Regions from separate parts of the Homo sapiens genome. Here region 2 is linked to region 1. Evidence: read pairs that join two places in POLR2A ChIA-PET (ENCODE). Cell type or tissue: OCI-LY7. All regions are shown on one strand. Each heading gives the region's core, and the rest is flanking DNA. Links, peaks and the distances in the headings are about the cores only.

Region 1 (7,782 bases), core at 3,783-7,782:
GCACTCCAGCCTGAGCGACAGAGTGAGACTCCGTCTCAAAAAAGAAAAAGAAAAAGAAAAAAAACACATTTGGCCCGCCGTGGTGGCTCACGCCTGTAATCCCAGCACTTTGGAAGGCTGAGGCAGGCAGATCACCTGAGATCAGAAGTTCGAGACCAGCCTGACCAACATGGAGAAACCCTGTCTCTACTAAAAAATACAAAATTAGCCGGGCATGGTGGCACATGCCTGTAATCCCAGCTACACGGGAGGCTGAGGCAGGAGAATCGCTTGAACCCAGGAGGCAGAGGTTGCGGTGAGCCAAGATCACGCAATTGCACTCCAGCCTGGGCAACAAGAGCGAATCTCAGTCTCAAAAAAAACAAAAAAAAAAAAAACAAAAAAAAAAAAACACAGTTTGAGTAGATTTTTCCACAAACAACGGTTACCTCTATAGAGATAAAATCAGCAACTAGGGATAGGAAGGACAATTAATTTTCACTTTACCAAATGTGGCAGTATGACCTATTCAAATAAATATATTGTTTCATTTATTTATTTATTTTCAGACGGACACTTGCTCTGTTGCCCAGGCTGGAGTGCAGTGGCGCGATCTCTGCTCACTGCGACCTCCACCTCCCAGGTTCAGCGATTCCCCTGCCTCAGCCTCCTGAGTAGCTGGGACTAAAGGCATGCGCCACCATACCTGGCTAATTTTTGTATTTTTAGTAGAGATGGGGTTTCACCATGTTGGCCAGGCTGGTCTACGAACTCCTGACCTCGTGATTTGCCCGCCTCAGCCTCCCAAAGTGCTGGGATTGCCGTGCCTGGCCAAATATATTGTTTTAAAAACAAAAGACCTGTTGCCCAAGCTGTTGTGTAATCACCGCTAGGTTTTCTTTTTTTTTTTTTTTTTGAGACGGAGTCTCGCTCTGTCGCGCAGGCTGGAGTGCAGTGGCGCGATCTCAGCTCACTGCAAGCTCTGCCTCCCAGGTTCACGCCATTCTCCTGCCTCAGCCTCCCGAGTAGCTGGGACTACAGGCGCCCACCACCACGCTAGGCTAATTTTTTGTATTTTTAGTAGAGACGGGGTTTCACTGTGTTAGCCAGGATGGTCTCGATCTCCTGACCTTGTGATCCGCCCACCTCGGCCTCCCAAAGTGCTGGGATTACAGGCGTGAGCCACCGTGCCTGGCACCGCTAGGTTTTCAACTACCTGCTGGACATCCCCAGCTGGCTATCCTTCCTTGCACCTGAGACTATTTAAATCCAACCTCACTCCCCCACCCCCATTCTAAATAAAACTGGCTGTTCCTGCCACCTTCATATTTCTCTTAAAAGTACATTTCCCCAGTCACTTAGGCTTGGCCCAAAGTCATTTCTGTTCCTCCTCCCTAGCCTCCCACCAAACCCCCTACTCTGTGCCAAAACAACCACCTGCCGACCGGGCACGGTGGCTCACACCTGTAATCCCAGCACTTTGGGAGGCCAAGGCGGGTGGATTGCCTGAGGTCAAGAGTTCCAGACCAGCCTGGCTAACGTGGTGAAACACCTTCTCTACTAAAAATACAAAAAAATTAGCCGGGCATGGTGGCACCCGCCTTCAGTCCTACAAAATACAAAAAATTAGCTGGACATGGTGGTGCAGACCTGTAGTTCCCAGCTACTCGGGAGGCTGAGGCAGGAGAATCTCTTCCACCCGGGAGATGGAGGTTGCAGTAAGCCGAGATCGCACCACTGCCCTCCAGCCTGGGCGACAGAAGGGGACCCCGTCAAAAAACAAAAACAAAAAAAAAAAACACCTGGCTCTTCCATTTCAGTTTTTTCATGTCTCTGGAATTTTTTGTTTGTTTTGAAACAGAGTATCACTCTGTCACCCAGGCTGGGGGGCGTGGCATGATCACAGCTCACTGCAGCCTCTACCCCACAGGCTCAAGAGATCCTCCCACTTCAGCCTCCAGACTAGCTGGTACTAAAGGTCTGCACCACCATGCCCAGCTAATTTTTGTATTTTGTAGAGATGGGGTTTCACTATGTTGTCCAGTCTAGTCTCCTGGGTTCAAGTGATCCTCCCGCCTCAGCCTTTCAAAGTGCCGGGATTACAGGTGTAAGCCACCATGTCCGGCCTGGAATTTTTTTTTTCTTAATCCTTCTTCCAGGCCAGGCACAGTGCCTCACACCTGAAATCCCAGTACTTTGGAAGGTCAAGGTGGATAGATGGCTTGAGCCCGGGAGTTTGAGACCAGCTTGGGCAACATGGTGAAACCTGGTCTCTACAAAAAATACAAAAAATTGGCCGGGCATGGTGGTGCATACCTGTAGCCCCAGTTATTCAGGAGGCTGAGTTGAGAGAATCACTTGAGCCCAGGAGATCGAGGCTGCAGTGAGCTGAGATCTCACTGCACTCCAGACTGAGTGACAGAGCGAGAGTCTTTCTCAAAAAAAAAAACAACAAAAAAAAAACCCACTCTCATCTCCTAAGTAAGAGTCTAGTGGCTTTTGTTTACACCTAGAGTAGAAAAGTTAAGTGGTATCACTGCCTTTAGTCTTGCCCTCTTCTATCCCAGCTTCCCACCAGTGTTGAGTTCATTGTCCCAATACAACTAATCTCTCTGATTAAGGTGCTCCCCTATGGTGAGCCCCATGGCTTCCCTGGGCCTACCCAGTAAACTCTCCCACCCAGCAGCTGTGCCCTCCTCACCCTTAGGTTCAGCCTACCCTACCCTTATCTTATGGTGGGAGCCATGCCTTGTTGCAGCGATCTGGCTGCTTCACTTCCCCATGCCTTCTCTCCATCTTCCCTTTCCTCTTCATACCTTTATTAATTTCCTTCCCTGGGTCTGGAAGGTCTCTCCTCAACCTTGCCACCTCCTTCATGACCCCTAATTTCTTCCACCCTCCCTGATCTAGATGTGGTGTCTCCCTTTAACCTACTAAAGTGCCACATTATTTATTTATTTTGGGGTTTCCCTTTATTTTAAACTCAAGGATTTAGGCTCAATTATGTGGAAGAGAGAATTTCTTCATTCATTCAGCGAATACTAAGTATCTACCCTTTGCTAGGCAACAAGGATACAAAGATGCATCTGACACAGCCCTTTCCCTCCCTGGAGCTCCTTCTGACTCCTTGACTCCTTGATCCCCTTCCTCCTTTTTTTTTTTTTTGGAGACAGAGTCTTGCTCTGTTGCCCAGGCTGTAGTGCAGTGGTATAATCTCCACTCACTGCAACCTCTGCCTCCCAGGTTCAAGAAATTCTCCTGCCTCAGCCTCCCGAATAGCTGGGACCACAGGTCCATGCCGCCACATCCAGCTAATTTTTTGTATTTTTAGTAGAGACTAAAATACTAAATTTTTAGTAGAGCCTGTTGCCCAGGCTGGCCTCGAACCCCTGAGCTCAGGCAATCCGCCAGCCTCAGCCTCCCGTGAGCCACTGCACCCGGCCCTCTTTCTTTATAATACTTAATGAACACATGTCTGTGTCTGTCCCAGGAATAGATTCATCACAAACATCTTGAAGGCAGGGTTCATTCCATTCATCTCAGCATGGTCTCACTCATAACAACATGTGCTTAGTTCACTTAGGATGCTTATTAAATAACAACCCTTTAGTTAAATAGACTAAAAATTGATATTTTTGACCAGGCACAAAGGCTCACACCTGTTATCCCAACACTTTATGAGGCTGAGGGCAGGAGGATTGCTTGAGCCCAGGAATTCAATACCAGACTGCACAACAAGGCAAGACCCCATCTCTACAAAAAATTTTCTAAAAACTTAGCCAGGTGTGCTGGCACAGACCTGTGGTCCCAGCTACTCAGGAGGCTGAGGTGGGAGGATCACTTGAGCCCAGGAGGTTGAGGCCACAGTGAGCCATGTTCACACCAAGCCACTCCAGCCTGGGCAACAGAGCAAGACCCTGTCTCAAAAAATAATAAATAAATACATAATTTTTTTTTTGAGATGGAGTTTCGCTTTTGTTGCCCATACTGGAGTGCAGTGGCACGATCTTGGCTCACTGCAACCTCCACCTCCCGGGTTCAAGAGATTCTCCTGCTTCAGCTTCCCAAATAGCTGGGATTACAGGTGCCTGCCACCATGCCCGGCTACTTTTTGTATTTTTAGTTGAGACGAGGCTTACCATGTTGGCCAGGCTGGTCTCGAACTCCTGACCTCATGTGATCCGCCCACAAAGGCCTCCCAAAGTGCTGGGATTACAGGCGTGAGCCACAGCACCTGGCCAATAAATAGAAATTTTTGATCTCATATATTGTTTTTTTCATATGTTTTCTGCTGACCCAAAAAATTAAATAAATGTGCCGACTGCTTTTCAATTTTTTTTTTCAATAAGGCTCCAGGTCAACAGTAGTGCAAGCTTTTAATGAATAAATATGCTAACATCAAAATAAGTTATAAATGGTAATTATTAGCAAATAGTTTTGAAAGTATTTGAGAGTAGCTTAGTTTTGTATATGCAAAATACTTCTCCCAGTTATTCAACAAGTATTTACTGAGCATCCACTATGTACCAGGCATTGCTTTTTGCACGACGACATGGAAGTGGAAAAAAAAAAAGAAATAAGCCAAGTCCCTTTTCTCCTGCAGCTCACATTTTTATTTATCAAGCGTTTTTGTTTATAAGCTCCAGCCTTCAAAACCTCTCATGTAAAAGCATTATTATCCACCCAACAAGCAAATCCAATGGGGAAGAAGCGTGCCAACTGACCTTGAGAGTCCAGTTTATGAAAGAACTTGAGACAAACGCTGAAGACAGCAGTTTGTATTAGCCATGGTAATGTCTTTCTTACTTCAGCCTTTGTTTCGTTTTCAGGAAATCAGAAATAGAGATATCTGAGTTTAGACTTTGTTGCAGAGTAGATTATCTTATCTCCCCTCTGGATGTTCAAAATAAAATTCCCCCAAATATTGGGACCAAAGCTATCACAAAAACAAAACAAACAAACAAAAAAGCCAGCCATGGTGGTGCATGCCTGTGGTCTCAGCTACTCAGGAGGTTGAGGTGGGAGGATAGCTTGAGCCCAAGTGGTCAAGGCTTCAGTGAGCCAAGATCATACCACTGCCCTCCAGCCTGGGTGACAGAGCCAGACGCTGTCTCACAAAAAAGAAAAGAGAGAGAGAGAAATTCCCCCAAACAGAAAAAGACTGATGTAACATTTAAATGTGAAGGCAGGAAGACCACTATAGGAAATGGCCTGGTTCCTCTCAGTAAAAGCATGTTACTGCCTCAGAAGAAGAGACATGGGGTAAATGTTTAATTTCAGTTAAAGAATAAATTATCTTTCTCATAGACATGTAAATTAAGATGGATCACAAAGCCTTTTCAGATGCCTCTGCCTTTTAGAGCAACCATAAGCAGAAAAGCCAATTATAAAAGTTTTTACTCTCAAAGGATAATATAGAAAATTATTTCTAGGAGCTGTGCAAAGGAAAGCTGTGAGCATAAGCAATACTGAAAAGAAATGAAATGTAAGGAATTTTCTGCCCCCTTTTCTTATGTGCCTGGAGGAGGAAGAACACTAGTAATTTTCCAAGTGCCTGTTTACTTTCACTTTATCTTGATGTTGGGGGAGGCGGAAACTTAGAAGTGTTACATCACTGCCAGTCCTGTGCTTGAGTGAGAAGCCACTTTTGCCCAACTGAGCTAAAAAACTATTGAAACTATCAGTTTCCTCATACACATTCTCAGTCCATAATCGTCTAGACTTTGGTAGAGGGGTAGGATTATACATATATATTGTATTAAATCTTTTTCTTAAGCACTCTCACTGTCAGAAACAACTGAAATACGCTAACATGTCCAACAGTGTTATCACCTCTCCGATCAAGTGTGCATCCTGGTCCCAATCATGCTTTAGAGCACTACAAATAGCCCCTTGTGTTAAGCACGTTTTATAGCCTTCACTCTACAGTCTGAAACTTGAACTTTCCCCAGAAGTTTTGTTGATATTAAAAGTGATCTGGAAAGGATAAAGAGTCTGATCTTTTTAATGCTTAAGAATTGTTTTGGGCTGGGCATGGTGGCTCATGCTTATAGTCCCAGCACTTTGGGAGACCAAGGCGGGAGAATCATTAAGATCAGGAGTTTGAGATCAGCCAGACCAACATAGTGAAACCCCGTCTCTACTAAAAATACAAAAATTAGCTGGGCATGGTGGCGTGAGCCTGTAGTCCTAGCTACTCAGGAGGCTGAGGCAGGAGAATCACTTGAACTCGGGAGGTGGAGGTTGCAGGGAGCCGAGATGATACCACCGTATTCCAGCCTGGGCAATAGAGCAAGACTCCATCTCAGAAAAAAAAAAAAAAAAAAAAAAGAACTGTTTTGTATGAAGTAATGAATGCTGTTAGAGGAAATTCAAGTCTGTATATTGAATAAATCACCCATATAAGATCTAATTTTTTTTTTTTTTTGAGACAGAGTCTTGCTCTGTCACCCAGGCTGGAATGCAGTGGCACGATCTCAGCTCACTGCAACCTTGGCCTCCTGGGTTCAAGCAATTCTCTGCCTCAGCCTCCCCAATATCTGGGATTACAGGCGCCCACCACCATACCTTGCTAATTTTTTTGTATTTTTATTTATTTATTTATTTTTCTTTTTTTTGAGACAGAGTCTTGCTCTGTTGCCCAGGCTGGAGTGCAGTGGTGCCATCTCGGCTCACTGCAAGCTCCGTCTCCCGGGTTCATGCCATTCTCCTGCCTCAGCCTCCCGAGTAGCTGGGACTACAGGTGCCCACCACCACGCCTGGCTAATTTTTTTGTATTTTTAGTAGAGACGGGGTTTCACCGTGTTAGCCAGGATGGTCTCGATCTCCTGACCTCGTAATCCACCCGCCTCGGCCTCCCAAAGTGCTGGGATTACAGGCGTAAGCCACCGAGCCCAGCCTGTATTTTTAGTAGAGACCGGGTTTCACCATCTTGGCCAGGTTATTCTTCAACTCCTGAACTCATGATCCATCCACCTCGGCCTCTCAAAGTGCTGGGATTACAGACGTGAGCCACTGCGCCCGGCCTACAATATCTATTATAATGCACTTCTCTCTTTTTTTTTTTTTTTTTAACACTAAGAAGATATTTCAGGCTGGGTGTGGTGGCTCCCATCTGTAACATCTGCAATCCTAGCATTTTGGGAGGCTGACACTTAAGCCTCGGAGTTCAAGACCAGCCTGGGCAACATAGTGAGACCCTCTCCTCTATAAAACAATAAAATAAAACAAAGAAAAGAAAGAAAAAATGTGTAAAGAAAAAAAAAAAAAAGAAGGCCAGACACAGTGGCTCACGCCTGTAATCCCAGCACTTAGGGAGGCCAAGGCAGGTGGATCACCTGAGGTCAGGAGTTCGAACCCAGCCTGGCCAACATGGTGAAACCCTGTCTCTACTAAAAATACAAAAATTAGCCGGGCGTAGTGGTGGGCGCCTGTAATCCCAGCTACTAGGGAGGCTGAGTCAGGAGAATTGCTTGAACCCGGGAGACGGAGGTTGCAGTGAGCCGAGGTGGCGCCACTGCACTCCAGCCTGGGCTACAAGAACAAAACTCCGTCTCAAAAAATAAAAAAGAAAAGGAAAGGAAAGGAGAAAAGAAATGCACACTAAACTATAATGAAATATTACTTTAGATCCATCAGATTGGCAAAAATTAGAAAATATGGCTGGGCATGGTGGCTCACGCCTGTAATCCAGCACTTTGGAAGGCCGAGGCAGGCGATCACCTGAGGTCAGGAGCTCGAGACTCAGCCTGGCCAATACGGCAAAACCTGTCTCTACTAAAAATACCAGAAAAAAAAAAAAAA
Region 2 (4,000 bases), core at 1-4,000, 250 kb after region 1:
GGTGAAATTGAAGAAAATATTGAACTTCAAATAAGCATTTTTCATCACAAATGATATTAGTTCTTAAATTATTTCTTTAAGGTTAAAAAAGGTTTATAAGAAAGACTAAGCGACTGGTGAGGCAGCTCATGCCTGTAATCCCAGCACTTTGGGAGGCTAAACTGGGAGGATCACTTGAGTTCCTCCTCATATTTTTTTTTTTTTTTTTTTTGAGATGGAGTCTCGCTCTGTTGCCCAGGCTGGAGTGCAGTGGTGCGATCTCGTCTCACTGCAGCCTCTGCCCCCTGGGTTCAAGTGATTCTCTGCCTCAGCCTCCCAAGTAGCTGGGATTACAGGTGCCCGCCACCACGCCCGGCTAATTTAGTCGGGTGGGGTTTCACCATCTTAGCCAGGCTGGTCTTGAACTCCTGACCTTGTGATCCCCCTGACTTGGCCTCCCGAAGTGCTAGGATTACAGGTGTGAGCCACCGCTCCTGGCGAGTTCTTCCTCATTTTGAACTCCTGGGCTCAAGCCATCCTTCCACCTTGGCCTCCCAAAGTACTGGGATTATAGGCGTGAGCCACCACGCCCAGCCACCTTCCATATTTCGATGAATTTCTTAGTTTGTTGTGTTTTGATGTCAAAACAATTAAACTTTTTATTTGGAAATAATTCCATACTCACAGATAAAATAATACAAAGAACTTCCATATACCCTTATAAACATTTCACAACATATATTTTCTCACTCATATTTCTCTTCCTTTCTCTCATACACATACATATGTAATATATTATTATTTTTTGGAACCATCTGAGAGTAGGTTGACTATATTATGTCCATTTATCCCTCAATACTTCAGTATGTATCTCTTTTTTTTTTTTTTTTTTTTGAGACGGAGTCTTGCTCTGTCGCCCAGGCTGGAGTGCAGTGGCGCGATCTCGGCTCACTGCAAGCTCCGTCTCCCAGGTTCATGCCATTCTCCTGCCTCAGCCTCCCGAGTAGCTGGGACTACAGGCCTCCGCCATCATACCCGGCTATTTTTTTTGTATTTTTTAGTAGAGACGGGGTTTCACCGTGTTAGCCAGGATGGTCTCGATCTCCTGACCTAGTGATCTGTCCGCCTCGGCCTCCCAAAGTGCTGGGATTACAGGAGTGAGCCACTGCGCCCGGCCTAATACTTCAGTATGTATTTCTTAAGAACAAGGATCATCTCTTACATAAGTATAGCACAGTTACCAGATTCAGGACATTTATTTATGTATTTATTTATTTTTTGAGATGGAGTTTCACGCTGTCACCCAGGCAGGAGTGCAGTGGCGCGATCTCGGCTCACTGCAATGTCTGTCTCCTGGGTTCAAGCGATTCTCCTGCCTCAGCCTCCTGAGTAGCTGGGACTACAGGCACGTGCAACCATGCCTGGCTAATTTTTTGTATTTTGTTTTTTCAGTAGAGAAGGGGTTTCACTGTGTTAGCCAGGATGGTCTCAATCTCCTGACCTCGTGATCCACCCGCCTCGGCCTCCCATAGTGCTGGGATTACAGGCGTGAGCCACTGCACCCGGCCAGCCTTGTCTAGTTTCTTCACTGTCTAGTTATCTTTTTTTTTTCTTTTTGAGACAAGGTCTTGCTATGGCATCCAGGCTGGATGCGGTGGTGCAATCCATGGCTCACTGCAACGTTGACCTGCTGGGCTCAAGCAATCTCCTCCTATCTCAGCCTCCCGAGTAGCTGGGACTACAGGTGCGCACCATCACGCCTGACTAAAAAAATTTTTTTGCAGAGACATGGTCTCACTATGTTGCCCAGGCTGGTCTCAAACTCCTGAGCTCAGGTGATGCGCCTACCTCAGCCTCCCAAAGTTCTGGGATTACAAGTGTGAGCCACTGTGCCTGGCCTTGTTAAAATATTGTATGGCTCTGTGTATGTATATGATTAACATTTACACAGATGTTACTGTCTTATATATTTAATTCTTTTTTTTTTTTTTTTTGAGACGGATTCTTGCTCTGTTGCCCAGGCTGGAGTGCAGTGGCATGATCTCAGCTCATTGCAGCCTCAACCTCCCAGGCTCAAGCGATTCTCCCACCTCAGCCTCCTGGGTGGCTGGGATTACAGGTGTACGCCAGCATACTCAGCTAATTTTTGATATTTTGTAGAGAGGGGATTTCACCATGTTGGCCAGGCTTATCTCAAATGCCTGGGCTCAAATGGTGCTCCAGCTTTGGCCTCCCAAAGTGCTAGGATTACAGGGTGAGCCTCCATGCCTGGCTGATTTAATTCTTTCTTACTTTTAAAATATAATACCACCCCCTTAAGCCCTCTATATATTTCTGTGTGTATCTTTATTTCTTCTAATAGCTGCTTTGTGGTCCAAAGCACACATTACATTATTTCTTTCTTTCTTTTTTTATTTGAGATGGAGTCTCGCTTTGTTGCCCAGGCTGGAGTGCAGTGGCACAATCTCGGCTCACTGCAAGCTCCGCCTCCCGGGTTCATGCCATTCTCCTGCCTCAGCCTCCCAAGTAGCTGGGACTAAAGGCGCCAGCCACCACGCCTGGCTAATTTTTTTGTATTTTTAGTAGAGACGGGGTTTCACCGTGTTAGCCAGGATGGTCTCGATCTCCTGACCTCGTGATCTGCCTGCCTTGGCCTCCCAAAGTGCTGAGATTACAGGCGTGAGCCACTGCGCCTGGAGATTTATTTCTTTATTTTATTTATTTATTTGTTTATTTTGAGATGGAGTCTCACTGCGTCGCCCAGGCTGGAGTGCAGTGGCAGGATCTTGGCTCAGTGCAACCTCCGCCTCCCCGGTTCAAGCGATTCTCCTGGCTCAGCCTCCTGAGTACTGGGGCTACAGGCACGCGCCACCATGTCCGGCTAATTTTTGTATTTTTTAGTAAAGACGGGGTTTCGCCATATTGGCCAGGTTGGTCTCGAACTCCTGACCTTGTGGTCTACCTGGCTTGGCCTCCCAAAGTGCTGGGATTACAGGTGTGAGCCACTGGGCCCGGAATATTTATTTTTTTGAGACAGTCTTGCTCTGTTACCCAGGCTGGAGTGCAGTGGTGCGATCTTGGCTCACTGCAACATCCAACACCTAGGTTCAAGTGATTCTCTTGCCTCAGCCTCCCAGGTAGCTGGGACTATAGGCACACACCAGCAAGCCTGGCTAATTTTTGTATTTTTTAGTAGAGATGGGTTTTCACCATGTGGACCAGGCAGGTCTTGAACTCCTAACCTCAAGTGATCTACCACTGTTGGCCTCCCAAAGTGCTGGGACTACAGGTGTGAGCCATCATGCCTGGCCAACATTACATATTTTACTGATACTTCACCCTAGTGTTAGATATTTAGATTGCTTTTAGTTCCCTACTTCTACAAACTGCTGTGATGAGTATCCTCTATGGGCACATGGGGAAATTTCTCAGATAATTTTCTCGGAGTGTGCTTTCTGTGATGTAGGATATGTTTATGGTTTTCATAACCAATTTTACTAAATATGAGTACATTGAGCACCAGAATGTCTGTACCAGTCTTCGTTTCTGCCAAAAATGCATTGTGTCAGTTTCTTCCCATTCTCAAAATTTTCATATACCCAGTTTTTTTGGTCAGACTGTATGAATAAAATAGTATCTTATTTTGTTATTTTTCACTCTTTTTATCACCCCCATTTAAATTTGGTGCCAAGAACTGAGGCAATTGCAGGAGTTGCTGATGGCCTCGCAAATCTTAACCCTGTCACTTGGGTTAAGACCATCGGAAGTACTACGATTGTAAATCTCATATTAATCCTTGTGTGCCTGTTTTGTCTGTTGTGGCTCTTGCACAGATTTTTCTTGCGTTGCCTTTTCTTTTCCGTATCTACTACCACTTTCTTAGGTCAGGCTCTTAACACTCATTTTGAATTCAGCAATTGATGTTTTGATCTAACTGTTTTCTCTGCCTCCATATTTAGCCCCATCATAACTCTATTTCACATTGCCACCAAATCTGATTGTGAAATCCCCTTAAATCATT

The links. Peaks named below come from ENCODE experiments on the same cell type or tissue, not always from the same donor. Only the 100,000 strongest peaks of a DNase experiment are listed, where the experiment ranks them.
Region 2: POLR2A ChIA-PET joins it to region 1 with 6 read pairs; 3 of 35 experiments call an interaction of 5 or more read pairs at or near these places.

The regions. Positions count from the first base shown.
Region 1 is chr6:73,583,502-73,591,283 of GRCh38, reverse strand. No RefSeq gene overlaps it. Among named protein-coding and RNA genes, the nearest start is that of EEF1A1-AS1, 64 kb to the right of the region's middle. In OCI-LY7, for the core only: no CTCF peak of the experiment used is centred there; DNase peaks (open chromatin) are centred at 5,163 and 5,583; H3K4me3 peaks cover 1,703 bases; H3K27ac peaks cover 1,896 bases.
Region 2 is chr6:73,333,057-73,337,056 of GRCh38, reverse strand. No RefSeq gene overlaps it. Among named protein-coding and RNA genes, the nearest start is that of DPPA5, 19 kb to the left of the region's middle. In OCI-LY7, for the core only: no CTCF peak of the experiment used is centred there; no DNase peak of the experiment used is centred there.